Regions from separate parts of the Mus musculus genome. Here region 2 is linked to region 1. Evidence: chromatin loops called from intact Hi-C (ENCODE). Cell type or tissue: heart. All regions are shown on one strand.

The links. A loop is a pair of places that touch in the nucleus more often than their neighbours do. Peaks named below come from ENCODE experiments on the same cell type or tissue, not always from the same donor. Only the 100,000 strongest peaks of a DNase experiment are listed, where the experiment ranks them.
Region 2: a loop joins it to region 1, with 3 times the contacts of the local background. A loop is called at or near these places in 1 of 42 quality-filtered maps.

The regions. Positions count from the first base shown.
Region 1 is chr11:66,909,955-66,917,954 of GRCm38, forward strand. Pirt (phosphoinositide-interacting regulator of transient receptor potential channels) reads left to right here and starts at 2,037. Exons shown (of 2, transcript NM_178656.3): 1 at 2,037-2,188. All of the region lies in intron 3 of Gm12298 (predicted gene 12298), which reads right to left. In heart, a CTCF peak has its summit at 4,475 (motif pointing right); DNase peaks (open chromatin) are centred at 3,327 and 4,507; H3K4me3 peaks cover 1,596 bases; H3K27ac peaks cover 3,056 bases; H3K27me3 peaks cover 1,572 bases.
Region 2 is chr11:66,958,756-66,966,755 of GRCm38, forward strand. Tmem238l (transmembrane protein 238 like) reads left to right here. Exons shown (of 4, transcript NR_169093.1): 3 at 5,211-5,314; 4 at 5,401-6,261. Among named protein-coding and RNA genes, the nearest start is that of Tmem238l, 7.7 kb to the left of the region's middle. In heart, no CTCF peak of the experiment used is centred here; a DNase peak (open chromatin) is centred at 3,166; H3K27ac peaks cover 1,097 bases; H3K27me3 peaks cover 960 bases.

The DNA of each region.
Region 1 (8,000 bases):
GTCTGAAACAGAGGCCATTGCCAGGACCTGTTTACTACCCCCATCAATGCTAAACCTGAACAGCAACCCCATCAACTCAACCCCCCCCCCAAAGCCTACAGCCTAGAGCCAACTGTCTTCCTCCCTCCTCTGCTCTGCTAGAGGGAGCCTGCAGATGCCATTCTGTCCCAGTCTGACCCCTAATTTCAAGTACTTTATGTATATTTTCTGCATGCATATATTATAAATACACATTCCACATGAATATTCTTCAGGTAATTGCAATACGCATCTTCTCATTTATTTCTTATTAAAACTTCATGATGGGAGCCAGCAAGTTGGCTTAGTAAGTAAAGGCACCTACCACCAAGCCAGCAACCGAGGTTGTTGACCTGAGTGGTGAGGGGAAAAAAAAAAGAAAACTACTCCCAATTCTGGCAAGTTGTCCTTTGACAACCTACCCCACTCCCACCATACACACACACACACACACACACACACACACACGTGCCTGCTATACACAAAACAAATAAATGTAATTTAAATTAGGGATGGTAACATCTAATAAATAAATGAGTCCATTAATAAAGGAAGGCTTAGAGAACTAATTTGTGTAAGGCCAAAGAGAGAATAGCAATATATCTCTTTATACGCCACATGGGGTTTTGTAGTAAATAGTGAATTATTATATAAATAAAAATGCCTAGAATAATAAGTAGCACAGAAAAAACAATAGATTAGGCATTAACTCTTAGTGATGGTTAGTTCTGCACCATGTAGCCACATCCTGAAAAGGGAGAAGAAAACATAGAAATCTGAATTTAAAGAAAAATAAGTTCTTGTCTGCATTGCACAACAACTCATCCCAGGGCTCCTTGGCACCTGATAACTCCAGTCTCAGAAGCTGATCTGAACACAGAATAAGAGGCACCTACGTCAGAGAAGTGGCACCCACTAAATCCTTCAAAGTCAACTCCCTGGAGCCCTTAGCCTCCCTTCTTTCACTCCCTCAGCTGAAGGGTTCAGCTTTCAATGTCACCAAACACTGATGACATAGCCAAGCCCTCTTCATCTTTGCAAGTCATGAAAATCAAAAGGCTTGAGACGGAAGAGCCCATGGCTTTGAACTTGACTGGCTTTAGGCCTCCCTGATGACTCTTGGGAAAGACTTTTTTTTACACTCCACAGAGGAAGCCCCCAGTGTATCCTTGCTGGTATCAAAGTCCCCCTCCTGCCCCACCAGTAATGGCTTCCATCTTCTCAGAATAGCTGGGAGAAAGACAACCAATTAGTCTGGCCACCAGAATCTTAAATAATACTGCCGACCGCAGGGTATCCATCGACACCTTGAGAACTGGCATCCCATCAGCTCACACTGGCTTCCCCCACGCCCGGGCAGACGGGCTCAACAGTGGACGTCCTTCTGCCTCTTGCCATGATTTGCTTGCTTATCTTCATGATTGTAACTGGCATCTCACAAAAAAGATCAATAGAAAACTAGTGGGCTAGATGGGAGAAGCAAGAAGGAAATTCTTTAGACCTATCCCCGAGGGACATGTCTTGGCTCCTGGCATTGTGTAATGAAGGGTAGCCATCATGAGTGTGATTACTGGGGTGCTCCCAGAGATACTCCTTGCATCTTGGAGCTAAAGGTGTTCCCTAACTCAACAAACACAGAGCTCTCCAACATCCAAAGCAGGAAGAGAGGCCCAGATCTCACTATCAATAATACTGCCCCGAACACAGCTTCTGAGCCAGGCACACATATCACATGTAACCCACCATCACCACCTCACACCTCCCCCATCCCAGAACCTCCACAGCCTGCTGAACCTAGGTCAGGATCCTCTCTGCCCAGGCACTACCAGCCAAATACACACTTCTACTGAAACTCAAAGGCACACTGCAGAAAAACTTCATTAATTTTTCACAAGATTTGTCTAATAGTGGCTGAGCAGAGCTGAGAAAGCCACATTCGAGTGCCTGCGCCAGCAGGTTGCAAAGAGTTAACCCATTAGGCCACATCCTGGTGAGCTCATCCCAGCCGGAGCCTGCTCAGTGGCTGGGATTCGCAGCACACTGATGTGGCCAGGGTGCCTTTCTCCAGCTGGGATGAAGGACTTGAGCAGAAACTCATTGCCAGCTTCCTCCCTACGCGAGAGCCGACTGAGTCCCAGGTCCCCAGTCTTCCCCCGGGACGTTGTGCACGGTAAGTAAGAAAAAGGATCCCTCCACCCTCACCCACCTTGCCCTGCCACCCCAGTCCCAGCCCTTTGCTATGTCTCCCTGGAAAGAAGGACGGTTTGAAGTTTGCTTTGGAGTGCGTTGAGTCTCTGAAGTAGAGTTGGAAGGCAGTGTGAATACTAAAGATGAGATGGAATGAAGTTAGTTAGCTTCAAGCAGGCTGGATGGGCTGCCCTGAGAGACAGGCAGAAGTGGGCTGAGCTGGGTATCTCCTGCTGTACACCTGGGGAAAGACACCATGTGCAGTGAGGGCTGCCCTGCCTGTGGAGCTCTGAGCCTTTCTCCCTTGGAAGCCATTAAAGGGAAGGAATGAGCGGGCGCAGAAGCGGCAGCGTGTCAAGTGTTAGGACACCCGGAGACCTCGGAGTAGTGGGCATAGACTGTCTGTCCCCTGGGCATCCTCCATCCAACCTCAGCAGCTGCGGGTCTGCCCCTCCTTCCTGCAGGTGTGGCCGGTGCCCTGGCTGAGTGCCAGGGAAACAAGGCGGAGTACCCTGGCTTGGGCAGTCTTCACTTCAGGAAGGAGGGAGCAAGACAGGTACACAAAAACACAGACAAAGGCATGGCTTGCTCAGACAGAGGGCGGTGGGACTCCGCCCCTAGGTAAAGCCAAGTGTAACAACACATCATATCCCTTGAGATTCTTTTTCCAGCCTGGAGCCCCACAGGGCCCATGCACTGGTTGTGTGACCCGAAGAGGAAGGTGAGTGGCTCCCTCCAGATAGCTCTGAGCTCAGAGAAAAAGGTCCCCTTCCCGAGAGCGCTGTGAGCCCTGGAACAGATGGAGGCTGTGACGATAGCAGCAACATATTCCACACTCTCTCTTCTTTATCAGACCAGGCACAGGGCCACACACACCTTATCAGAGGAGTCGACATCACCAAATGAAGTCCTGGAAGTGAGGCAGTACAGCAAGAGGAGATAAAGACCCTGGAGAGTTGCATCTAGCCTCTGGGGCTGAGCCCTGACAGTGGGAAATTCCGGGAAAGAGAGAGACCTACTCTCTATCCATACTGGGTCCTGCTCTGGATAAGGAGACCACCGCAGGTCGATTATGCAAAGCCTGTGGCCTGCCTTTGGCACTTCCTACCAGCTGACCCTTGCTGAGGTCACCAGTGCCCTCGCCTCTCCTCAGTGTCACCAGGTCCTTGCAATTCCCAGAATAGCCCAGTTCCTATCAGAGCTCTCTAGATGGAAGGGTCTGGGGAGGAGGGACAGAGGAGTCAGATAACTCTAGGCTTGAGCGCAGCCACACAGTGGGGCCTCTCTTAACTTTAAGGCAGTTCAATGTGCTGTACAAGGGGTGCCCAGCTCCACTTGAATTTTTAGTAAAGAGTGGTTGAGTTTTTAGTAGGTGATATCCAAATAAGTGTTAGATTATTCTAATCCTTAAAAAAAAATCTATTTATTCGAAAACATATCCCGCTGAATACTTTGTCATTCCGTTTACTAGACATGAGAACCCCATTCATTTTGACCCCATTCAAAAGAATGCAGTAGCATCATGAAGGGCTGAGGCGTGAATTCTAAAGCCAAGACAGTGAAATATAGAGCAACAGGATTCTAGGGGCCAGGGAGGCAGTGAAGAGAAAAAAAAAAAAAAAGCCAAGTTCCATCCCTAGAAAGAATACAAAAGACTAGAATTTGAGGTTAAGTGTCTGGGAGCCTCAGTTTCCTAATCTGTAAATTGGGAATGATGCTAACTGTGTCCGCCCCACAAGGCTAGGAGGACTTAGAGACTCTCCAGCTAAAAAGCAGCAGATGCCAGAAACTGTATCTATCCTCTGTGGCAATGGTGGTGACTTTGCCTCTCGCTCTCCACTGAGCCCAGCTCAGGACTCACCATCTCGTCCCATGGTGCCTCATTTTACTGCAGCTCACCCTTCACCCAGACAGCAGTCATGGCGGTTCTGTACACTGACCGTGCTCCAGTTCAAGTGCCCTCCTTTCTCACTGTTCCCTTGATTTGAAAATGTAAAACAAAAATGCCACCCAGAGGGCAGGATCAGCCTGAACCTGGGCGTGGGAGCCACAGACACCCAAACTCATAAGTCAGCCTTGTCTTTTGTTCACCTAATTGCTTAACACTCTCTAGTTTGCAGTTTCTCCTCTGTGAAATCAGGGGTGGGGCACCTCCCTAAGTGACTTGCCAGAAGGACTTGGTAAAGCCAAACAGCAAGCACATGCCTAGCATATAACAAAAGGAGGTGAACGGTAATTAGTATTTGTGATGACGAGGAATATGGTAGGGCCCTTGGCCACTGGGGGGCAGTATTTGAAATGAGAACCTTAATTGGAGATAGGAAGGGTGGGGCAAGGGATGTAGGTCTTTCCCAGCTCCCACCTCCGGGTCCACAGCTGCCTCTCAACTGCCATTGTACCAACTGCTCTAAGATGGGAGGGGATGGTTTACAACAGGCATGTGGGGAGGAAAAGAGCCAGCAACCTAGCAATACAAAGCCAGCCAGGCTTCAACCCTCAACAGCTCCAACCAAAAACTGGAAAGAAAACCAAATCTCTGAGTAAACTGCTTGGCTGATACCTACAAAGCCCTAACCCTCCTACCCTATCTGCCAAAACTCCTCTATCTCTTTAACCATTTAGCAAAGTTCTGAGTCCGTGCTAGACAGCACAGGACGTTGAGGAGAACTTGCTCCAGCCCCAAGTCACTCAGAGAAGAAAGAGCTTCCAGAACCACAAGGATAGTCACAATCAATCGTCTGTCTTCAGACTGGTGATTCATTTATTCCCCTTACAATTCCACCCTTTAGTGGTACATTTTAGGCACTCTGGACTCTATGCAGGAAGAATGTATTCAGCCCATATTATCTTGGACACTCTCATCACTATCAGCCTGAAGTCATCACTGTCAGCACCAAGTCCTCAGCTACAGGTGAATATGTCAGGAAAAAGCCAAAACGTCCCTTTCCCAGACATTAGTGCTCTCCCATTTCACTGAGGCATCTGTATATCCGTCCCCCCACCCCCAGGCACTGCTTCCCCTCATGCCAAAGGCAAGGAGGAGCTGACTAGAAGGTGCACGTTCATCCACCCAAGAGAGCATCCTCTAAGCATCTTCTGGTTGCTTCCTCCATACCCACTCTGCACTGTTCTGAGTGTTGTCAGCTTAGCCAGTTCTTAGATACTTCTAGAACATCACAGAAATGCAAGTGTACAGTATTTATGCTCTGTTGTTACTGATTTCTCTTACCAGAATGTCTCTGAAACTCGTGCATAACGTCACGTGTATCAGAAGTTTAACTATTCCGTTGCCTAAATTATTCCCCGTATAATGAATGTGATGTTGGGAGAGTCTGAAGTTTTAGCTTCTCTAGTAAATGCATGGTGGTCTCTCCTTGAGGTTGTTTTGCACTGTCTGTGTCAATCATGGTTCCATGGGTGTTTGTGTTCATTTGCTGTCTTGTAATGGATCTGAGAATATCTTATCCATTAGTAATTATTTGAAAGAGACAGATCCCTAGAACATATTGAACACACCCATTACCTTAAGCCACTCTTCTGCCATTGGAAATTTGGGAAGAGGTGACCCCTTTTTGATGCTTTCCTTAGAAGGGAAACTGAAGTTTTTAAAGTTGATGATAGGTCTGAACCTAAAGTCTTTAAAGCCACGTCTAACATCCTGGAAAAAAGAACTGACTGTCTACTTAGAGACAATTTAACAACACCAGCCTTCATCTGTGGTGGGGGATCTGTAAGACCCAAAAAGCCTTACTTCCAGGATGTCCCACTCACAGAGATGCAGAGACAGAGATTGATGCAAAACACAAGAGGTTTATTGATCCAGCATGCTGGGGTCATCCTGAAATCAGGATGGAAGCGACCCCGAGTAGCTAAAGCACACACCTTTTATACATTTTTTTTTAGAGCAGTTCTCAGTCACAGTTTAGGGCTGGGTGTTTATCATTGGTTAACTTTTAACTGCATTAAGGGGGCAGACTTAAGGACCGGAGACATTGTGTGAGCTTTTCTAAACAGAGAACTGTCTCTTAGTGGGTAAACTTAAGGACTGGAGGGAATTCTGGGAAAAGAACATCTTGACGTTTACTTAACTTGTTACAACAGTGGTCATTTTGAGCTACCACAAATCTTACAGATCTGAGGAATGATCATGTAAATCCTTGTGGAATTTTCTTTAAAAGCAATAGTTCAGGTTGTTAGGAGGAAGAGACAGGCAAATCTCTATGAGTTCAGTGCCAGCTTGGTCTCTTATAGTGAGTTCCCACCAAGCTAGGGCTAAATAGTGAGGCCTTGTTTCAAAATAGAAAGAAAAAGAAAAAGAAAAAGAAAGAGAAAAAGAAAAAGAAAAAGAAAAAGAAAAAGAAAAAGAGGGAGGAAGGAGAGAGAAAAGGAGAGTAAAAAGGAGGGATGGAGGGACGAAGGGAGAGGGAGGAGGGGGAGAGGGAGAGGAAGAGGGAGGAGGAGGAGAGGGAGAGGGAGAGGGAGAGGGAGAGGGAGAGGGAGAGGGAGAGGGAGAGGGAGAGGGAGAGGGAGAGGGAGAGGGAGAGGGAGAGGGAGAGGGAGAGGGAGAGGGAGAGGGAGAGGGAGAGGGAGAGGGAGAGGGCACCAGCATGCTGGCTCAATGGGTAAAGACACTTGTCGTGGAGGGTAGAGGCCTGCATTCTGTCCAGGGACCCACGTGGCAAAGGACTAGAAGCTACTTCTACACACTGTCATCTGACATTGACACATTAACTGTGGCACATGCACACCCACACAAACACATGTGAAAAAAAATAAGAATAATAGTAAATGACCCCCCTACTAACCTCATCTGTTTCCAGAGCAAAAGAAGCAATCATTTTTCAGTGATGGCAGAGGCTTTCAGAATGTTCCCAAGATGTTCCTATGTCACAGACCCATCTGTTCTCTCCTAATTTCTTCCCTGAGTGTCTTCTGGATCTCAGAGTCCCTCACAAATCAATTCCCCAACTTTTTCAACCTCCCATGTAATTGGCTCCTTCCTTTGGCTTGAATTTAATGTGGACTAACAGCTACTGCCTGCCATATATGCTCTTCCCCAGAGTCTCCCAAGAGGGGAACATTCCCTCCTTCACTCATAAACCCCAAGAAACTTCATCAGCGCTCCCCAATGTTCTTCCAGGCTCTGCTTTATCACCCTTGTGGTAAAAACCTCCTTTCAGTTGAGAATCACAGTAGATCTGTCATAGGGCTTCCAGATTTAACAGATCAAGGCCACTGACTTAAAGTGAGTTTCAGAAAAACAATAATCTTTTTGACAGTGGAAGTGTCCTGTGCAATACTGAAGGCATTGTTTCCTACTTTGAAAAATGTCTGTTTCTTGTCTCAAGTTCAAACCCAACCAACTGCCATTTCTTTAACCTGGCAGTGGCGTGTGTATCCCACCTGTCTCTCTTAGCTGTGATCACCCAGCTAATCCCTGTTTTCCCTAAACGCTTTGCAGTTGGGCTCACAGTTATCATCCTGTCCGGCTGTCTCCACTCTAATAAGCTTCTACTCCGTCTATCTCCATGGCTACAGCCAAACACCAAGCTGCCCTATCTCCCACCTGCATTGGTTTTAAATTACTCTGCATCCTTCTTGGCTTCTTTTCTATCTCTCCATCCTGCAGCCAGAGTGATCTACCTACTGTGCGCTCCTGTAACTCAGGGTGCATCTCTCCTCTTACCTAATCCAACACTGCTCTCTGTCTCCACTCTTTTTACCTGTTCCCTGATATCTTCCATCAGAGCCTGACTGCTGTGGTGAGTGTCTTACGTTTTGATGTCTCTGCACAC
Region 2 (8,000 bases), 49 kb after region 1:
CAACAGGGAAATCAACATGAAAGGTGGAGTCACAGGCTTCCCAGGATGATAGCAGGCTGAGCACTGAGGGGGTAAGGGGTTTGACTAGAGAGTCTCTCAGGAAAAGACTGGGGAAAGCACATGTCTAAAAGGAGCAAGATGGCAGAGAAAGACTAAGAATAAAGGCTGAAAAGGTGGAGGCAGGCAGAGGTCCAGTCTGGCACAGAGACTCCAAGGGCCTTCTTAAACAGGTTGTTCATTCCGTTAATGAAAATAAGCTACCGTTGGGTGGATTGCTGGATTGTTTGTTTGTTTTTCTAGGGTTTCTCTTTGTAGCCGTGGCTGTCCTGAAACATGCTCCGTAGACCAGGTTGGTCTCAGACTCACAGAGATTTGCTTGTCTCTGCCTCCAGAGTGTTGGGAATAAAGGCATGCGCCACCACCACCTTGCTCTATTGGGTTTTTACAAGCAAGGGTTTGTAAGGATTCAACTGAGTCTGTCTCCAAAAGATCGCCCTAGCCGCAGCACAGAGAGTGATAGGAATTGGTATCAGAGCTTTGATATACCCAGCGCTAAGCTCCTTGCCCTCCACATCCTCCCTGCATCCAACTGAAGCTCAATAGTCTGATGCCCTGAGTTCAACCCCAGAGACCCACATGGTGGGAGGGGAGAATTATCCTCTATTTCCGCACTGAGGCATGCTCTCACACATGTTAACACACACACACACACACACACACACACACACACACACACACATGAACACATAATAAATAAACTATGTAGTTTAAATGCCATTTTAAAAAGTTTAGTTGGGGCTGGAGAGATAGATGACTCAGAGGTTAAGAGCACTGTCTGAGAGGACCTAAGTTCAAATCCCAGCAACCACATGGTGGCTCACAACCATCTGTAATGAGATCTGATGCCCTCTTCTGGGCATGAACAACATGCTACAGTGTACTGAGATATATATATATAATATTTTATAAAAAATTTTTTAGTTCAATAAAAGCCAGGTGGTAGCGGTACACTCAAGAAGCAGAGGCAGGTGGATCTCTGAATTTGAGAGATTTGTCTACAGAGTGAGTTCCAGGACAGCCAGAACTACTCAAAGAAACCCTGTCTCAGATTTAAAAACCCATACCTTAGCTCCATATCAGGAAAGGGACGAAGTTCTAGACCATCTTGCTTGAGTCCTGTTTGTGCCTTCCTATCTGTGTGACCTAGGGAGAGTGACTTTCTTTCTCCATACCTGGCTCCAAGTCTGTAAAGTAGAGGTAGTAGACCTTGAAGGATGTTGCTGACAGTGGTCAAGCAAGGCAAAGGGCACTCAGTCAAGCCTCTGTCATCAAGCTGCTAGCTGACCTGGGACAGTGGTGGACCCTTCCTTTCAGACACTCTTGAAAGATTATGATCAATTCTGCCTGTGTGGTCCTGGGGCAGGAACCAGGACCTCATGCATGTAGCGAGTGCTCTATCGTTAAGCAACCTCCCCAGCATGGTCAACTCCTAAGGCAGTAGATAGGATTAAGAGGGTGTTCTTTTGTTCTCAGAGGGAATGGGAATGGATGCTGCTCCCAAATGCCAGGCTTTCACTTAGGCCCAGCTGGATTTTCAGATATAGGGGCTACCAGGCATGTTCTCCATAGAACACAGTCATTCCAACATCACTTTCTCCAGTCTTCAAACTTTGTGTGTAGGAGGCCCTCAAAGCCACCATCAGTTCACCATGACCTTCTTCCTCCATCATTCCCTGAAGTAGAGTAGTCCAGAGTAACAGCTTAACATGACTGCTCCAGAGGCTGCTCACTCACTGTGGGAATACCTGCTCTCCTGTGACCTCGGACAAGTCACTTTCTTTTCCTTTACGATGAAAGCTTAGATCAGATAGTGCACCTGAAAGACCTCTAGAGGAGGCAAGACAAAGCAGAGTGAAAGGACCAGAACCCAAATTCCCCACTCCACTCATGCTGGACACTGCATTTTCTACTGAGTCACACATTAATACTTTCTGTGAACATTTCCTTTGGTGCCCAACACTGTCTCTCCAAGATGATTGGTGCCAATTCCCTTCCATTCCTCAACCTTTGGCCTCAGTATAATTGCCAACTTTATTTATGATTTATGGCAGATTGTAACTGGTTTAGCCAGTTCTCAGCAATCAGAGTGGGGTCAAGGAAAAAGAAGCAGACTCTGGAGTTCAGAGCCCGATGCCACATCCCCTCCCACATCCTTCAGAGACTCTGCAAGATGAAGCAGATAGGACCTGCTCCACCCTGCCCCTGAGTTAAGCAGGCCATGTTCCTAGTCTGCCCTAGAACAGAGCTGTGGTCTGGCAGCTCTGCCATCCCTTTCTCTGCAGTGTGCCAGTTCTCCAGAGGCAAGAGGGCAACTGGTGCTAACCCTTAAAGGCTGCCCAGAAAGTTTCAGGATAACTGGCTCCTTTTTATAGCCCAACAGTGTACAGAGCAAGACCTTCTTGATTTTTATCTCTTGGCCACTGTGTTTCTAGGACTGTTTGCTTCATTTTATTTTTATTTATTTTTACTTCTCGGGCATATCCCATAAAGATAAGTCCCTAGGCAAAGTCACGTAAAGACTCTTATCCATTTGCAAATTTAAGACAATCCCTACCCTCAAACACACACACACACACACACACACACACACACACACACTCCCTGGCCTCTACAACACACATCCTACAACTCAGCAAACATACATGTACACACATGCCTCCTTCGTTTTATTGACACATGAATACACTGCACATATGTAGATACATCTCTCCCCCCACCCCGTTGTACACAGATATTCAAGGTATACACTAGCATGACTCCCTCACAAACACCTTAATCTAATCGCATACCATCCTATGGCTTCCCTCACACTTGCACACACCCATCATGAAACTATCACCCACAAGAACAAGCACGCCCACAGTGCTGCTATCGAGACTAAAAGGCATACAAGGCTTATGGCCCCGAGCTTTGGAAAGTGAAACTTATTCCTCTGCATTTGCTTTTTCAAATAGGTAGGTAACCTCTCTTCTCTGTCCACGCTGCTGCTATGTCTGCTCAAAGGTTAGCTGGGTAAAAGGACACCCACAATTGTTCGGCAAGCCCATTCCTGGAACCGACACAGTGCTAGGGCTATGTGAACAGCCAAGCATCTCTCAAGTCTCTCCAGGGATTTCTAATCTGAGGAGAGAGATATTGCAAGTGCACACCGCTTCACAAAAGTACACAGGAAAACGCATTCCAGGAGATAGGCCCAGTCTTGCATAGGCTCTGAAAGCTGGAGTGAGCACAGAGCCCCTGGCTAGAAGCATGGTCTATGTATCTGGCCAAGGATATGTGTGTGTTGGGGGTGGGCGAGGGGGGGGGGTGGTGGTGTTGTGATTCAGATGTCTGACCTGGCCCTGAGAAACAGATAAGAACTTGACAGCTAGAGATGGCATAGGCCAGGTTAGCCTGGAAAGAGAACGGCTGCAGAGACTAAATAATTAAAGAGCTCAGGGAGGCTAATCAGATATATTGTACTTAGGGATCCTCAGTGCAGCTCATGCAGGACTCTTTAACACTTAGTGAGGCTTTTGGTCCTTGGTGTGGAGGGGATGTCAACATTACAGACTGGAGAATGGCCTTACCATCCCCTACCCTGCTCCAGGAAGGGCAAGTTAGCAGTGTGGATGAAATGATCTGGAAGGTACAGGCTCAGAGATGGGGATAACACCCAGAAAGTGCAAGTTCTGGGTAACAAAAGTTATGAGAGAAGTGATAGCTATAAAAGGGGAATAAGTAGGAGGGCAAAGACACCCTGACAAAATGGCGCCCGTCCTGCTTCCCTTCAGGGACAGGCTGTGACAAAAGCTCAGAAAGTGCCACCATTCCCAGAACAAGAGAGGTCAGGAGAAGCCATGTTTAATTCAAATGATTCATGTTTCTCTCAAGAACAGAGAGATTTAAATGCAAATGGAACATATGAGCAGGACTACCTAATAGTTGAGTATGTGCATTGCTCAAGCTCAGAAAACAGATCAGGTATAGAGCTGGAGGCAGAGCCGAAGACATGACTATGGATAAGATTGTAGAGAGAGAAGAAGCTGAGGAGAAGGAGGAGACTGTAGAGAATGGGGGAAAAAAGGAGACATGGGGAGGAACATTAAGACTCTCTGAGCCAGGCTCTAGGGACTGCTCCTATTCCATTTCGCCATACTATCATGCTTTGAGAAAAGAACCATGGAACAACTCCCCTCTCTTCCTTTCCCTTTTCTTCCTCCTCCTCTTCCTCCTTCTCCTCTTCATCATCATCTTCTTTATCACAGACATTGACATTTGGATTACAAGGAGCATAGTGATTAACCCACTTGAGCAATGTGAGAGAGCCAGTAAGCATTGGAGCTAGACTTTCTACATGACTGGGCATTGGCAGATATGGCCTCTGACCAAATCTTCCCTGCCTCTTATTTTTGTAAGTAAAGCCTCATTGGCTCTCCGTTCATTCCTTGACTTCTGTTATTAACCCCAGCTGCTCTATGCAGTAGTAGAGGGGTTAGATAGTTCAACCAGAGACCAGATAGCCTAACAAGTCTGAACTACTGACTATCTGGCTCTTTATGAAAAAGTATGGCCTTTGGCCCATGGAAGACGAGGTCAGAGCTGTGGACCATGCCTGTGCTCAGAGGATGAGACAAGGAACATAGGTTGAGAAGTCTAAGTGAAAGTTCCCAGTAATAATAAGGGAGTGCCATGATGAAGCTGGCAAAGAGGACAAAGGAAGACATGATCAACTGCACAGGGACTGGCCTTGGTATGTTTCAGAGGCACCGAAGCCTCAGGAAAGGTCACACATCTCAGCAATGAGTCTTTATCAGTGAACAGTTGGGAAGGATCAGATGAGTGCTATGTGTGGAGTGACTGATGAGATGTACAAGGCCTGGGTGCAGAGTGCTCTCCAAAGTGTTTGGTGATGAAATTAAGGAGGCAGGACAGTGGCCTGATAGCATAGGATTCCTTTCTAGGGGGTGGGGTAGGTACAGGGAATTGAATGAGAGGGTGAGTGGAGGGAGAAAATGGGGGTTTGAGAGTGATGAGCAAAGATGGACTTCTAGGAATAGGGCAGAGATTAGAACCAAAAGCCCAGGATGAGGCACTCGCTTTGTGTTTAAGGAGCGAATACTTGATAAGGCCACTGTTTGTAAGCAGACAAACCAATGGTTTATTTTCAGGTCCCACTCATGCTTCCAACTCAGAACAAAGCACTCAAAGCTCCAGTTTACAGATGGAAGAAATCTGAGTCTCAGATCTGTTTAAAGTACTCCAAGAGAAATTGGTGGGTATCGAGGGACGGCCCTGGAATTCAGAGCCAGGTCTAGCCATTGAGTCTTGCCTGATCCATAATTGTCTACTTTTGTCCAGCATGGGTCTGTCTGGCCCAGAAGAATCAAATCAAGGTATGCAGTCTTTGCAGCACACCCTCCGATAGTATCCAAGAGGGACCCAGATGCTGCGATGACGGAGCCTTCACATCACCCACCAGGATAGCCGAGAATGACTGTGAATACCAGGACTCTCTCTGGAGCCCAATCTCCCCGTGCCAAACCACTGATACTGCTGCCAGCACCCCAGAAGTTTGTGGAGGGCAGAGGAGCCATGAAGTTCCACCAGTGGGGCTTTTATAGGAACCACTCCACTCCTGGCTTAGATACCAAAGAAACCTCTGGTCAAAGTCTTTTCAAAGAACTGCCAACTGAAATCGGGGTCTCCCGTGAGCATGCGGCCCACAGTACTGTTGTCATGTCCCTTTGACATCCACTAGACTCCAAGTGCCTGGTCTCTCTTCATCCCACCACTGAGGGGATACACAGAAGCCAATTCCAACATGGAGACTGCAACATGAATGCGCAGGCAGCAGTGAGCACACAGGACTCTCCTGTTCACGCAGGCCCACCTAGGTGCAGAGCCAGGCCATGAGGGCTGCTCACAGTGTGCTCCAGGTCACCTGAAACTATCAGGCACTTTCTCTGATAAGCACTATAGGACTGTGCTGTGCTATCTGTCTGTGTGTTGTTCATGTCTTAAAGGATAAAACTACATTTCTAGGCTAAATTACGTGTAGTCTACTACAGCCTGACCCCAGAATCTACCAAAGACCGCCATTCCAGGGACAATCACAAAGACGTCATCCAAGCTGACCTACACAACTAATTTATATTTCCTATAGCCTGATTTTGTACTTGGTATTTATATTAGGGATTATAATGTTCGTGTTTCCTTTAAGATGTCTCACGTCATTTATGGTATGAGGTATTTGCCTGCAGAAAGAAATGGACATATTGTTGTGTGTGTGACATGATATGATTCTGAGTCTGCATGGTGACATAATCTCCTCACACCCTCAGCTTTAGGGCACTGTCATCCCATTTATTTATCTTGGGAGTCTACTTTGAGTAATTATACTGCCATCACACACACACACACACAATGGAATACACGGAGCACAGAGGTTAGCCTCACCAGGTAGACTCTTCTGGAATCTCTGGGCTCAGCTAGCAGCTTGGCTCCTCAGTATTAGGATGGACTCAGAAACCTGAGAAGAGCCTCTCTACAAGTGCCTGACAAATACAGAGGTGGATGCTCACAGCCAACCCATGGACTGAGCACAGGGTTTCCAGTGGAGGAGCTAGAGAAAGGACCAAAGGAGCTGAAGGGGTTTGAAGTCCCAAAGGAGGAACAACAATATGAATCAACCAGTACCCCCAGAGCTCCCAGGGAACCACCAACCGAAGAGTACACATGGAGGGACCCATGGCTCCAGCCACATATGTAGCAGAGGATGGCCTGTGGGACATCAATGAGAGGAGAGGCCCTTGGTCCTGTGAAGGCTCAATGCCCCAGTGTAGGGAAATGCCAGGACAGGGAAGTGGGAGTGTGTGGGTTGGTAAGCAGGGGAAGGGAGGGGGGGAATGGGATAGAGAGTTTTTGGAGGGGAAACAAGAAAAGGGAATAACATTTGAAATGTAAATAAAGAAAATATCTAATAAAAAATAAAGTAATAACCTCAAAAAAAGTAAGTATGCACGTACATACATGGATACCCACAAGAAATTAGAGATAATTTCATTGTATTTATATATTAGGCTACTTAGCTAATAGTATTTTCTATTGTTTCTCTTTTTCTTTTTGAAATTTTTATTTGTTATTAAACTAATATATATATATATATATATATATATATATATATATATATATATATAATCTGAAAAGATATCATAAAAAAAAATCCCAGTTAAAAGAAAGATGGGCTGGGCAGTGGTGGCACACGCCTTTAATCCCAGCACTTAGGAGGCAGAAGCAGGCAGATTCCTGAGTTTGAGGCCAGCCAGAGTATCTGCAGAGTGAGGTCCAGGATAGCCAGGGCTACACAGAGAAACCCAAACCCGAAAAAACAAACAAACAAACAAAAGAAATAAAGAAAGATGGAGCTCTTCTCCAGAACCTTGCTTGACCTCCATCATCCATAACCCTATTGATAGTGTCAATTAGAAATGTGTAGGGAGGAGCTGCCCCATACCCAGGAGAGACCAGCTCTTTTTACGTGAGGTTCTGCTATTATTACAGTAAGACATGTGGCTAGTGACCAAAGTCCCTAGGAAGACACTGAGCTAGAGTCCCCCTAGCTTCTCTTCATGAGAACAACACAGCTGGCTATTTTGTTGTTGTTGTTGTTGTTGTTACTGTTGCTGTTGTTGAGTTCTAGAAATGGAACCAGTCTCTGTTTCTTTGGGCTGGGTACCAAATGCATTCTCTGGCTCCCACTCAGCAACAGCCTCATCTGCACTCACCGGGGAAAACTAGGCTCACACTTAGCCCAGGGCATATGCTCACACCAAAGAAAGACCGAAAGAGCTAAGACTGACTGAGCCGCAGTGGCTGCTTCCCACCTCACACAAAGCCCTCACTGCAGGGAATCCCGGGTGTCATTTGCACCTTTAAGGAGTTGAAAGTGGTAGGTCCAG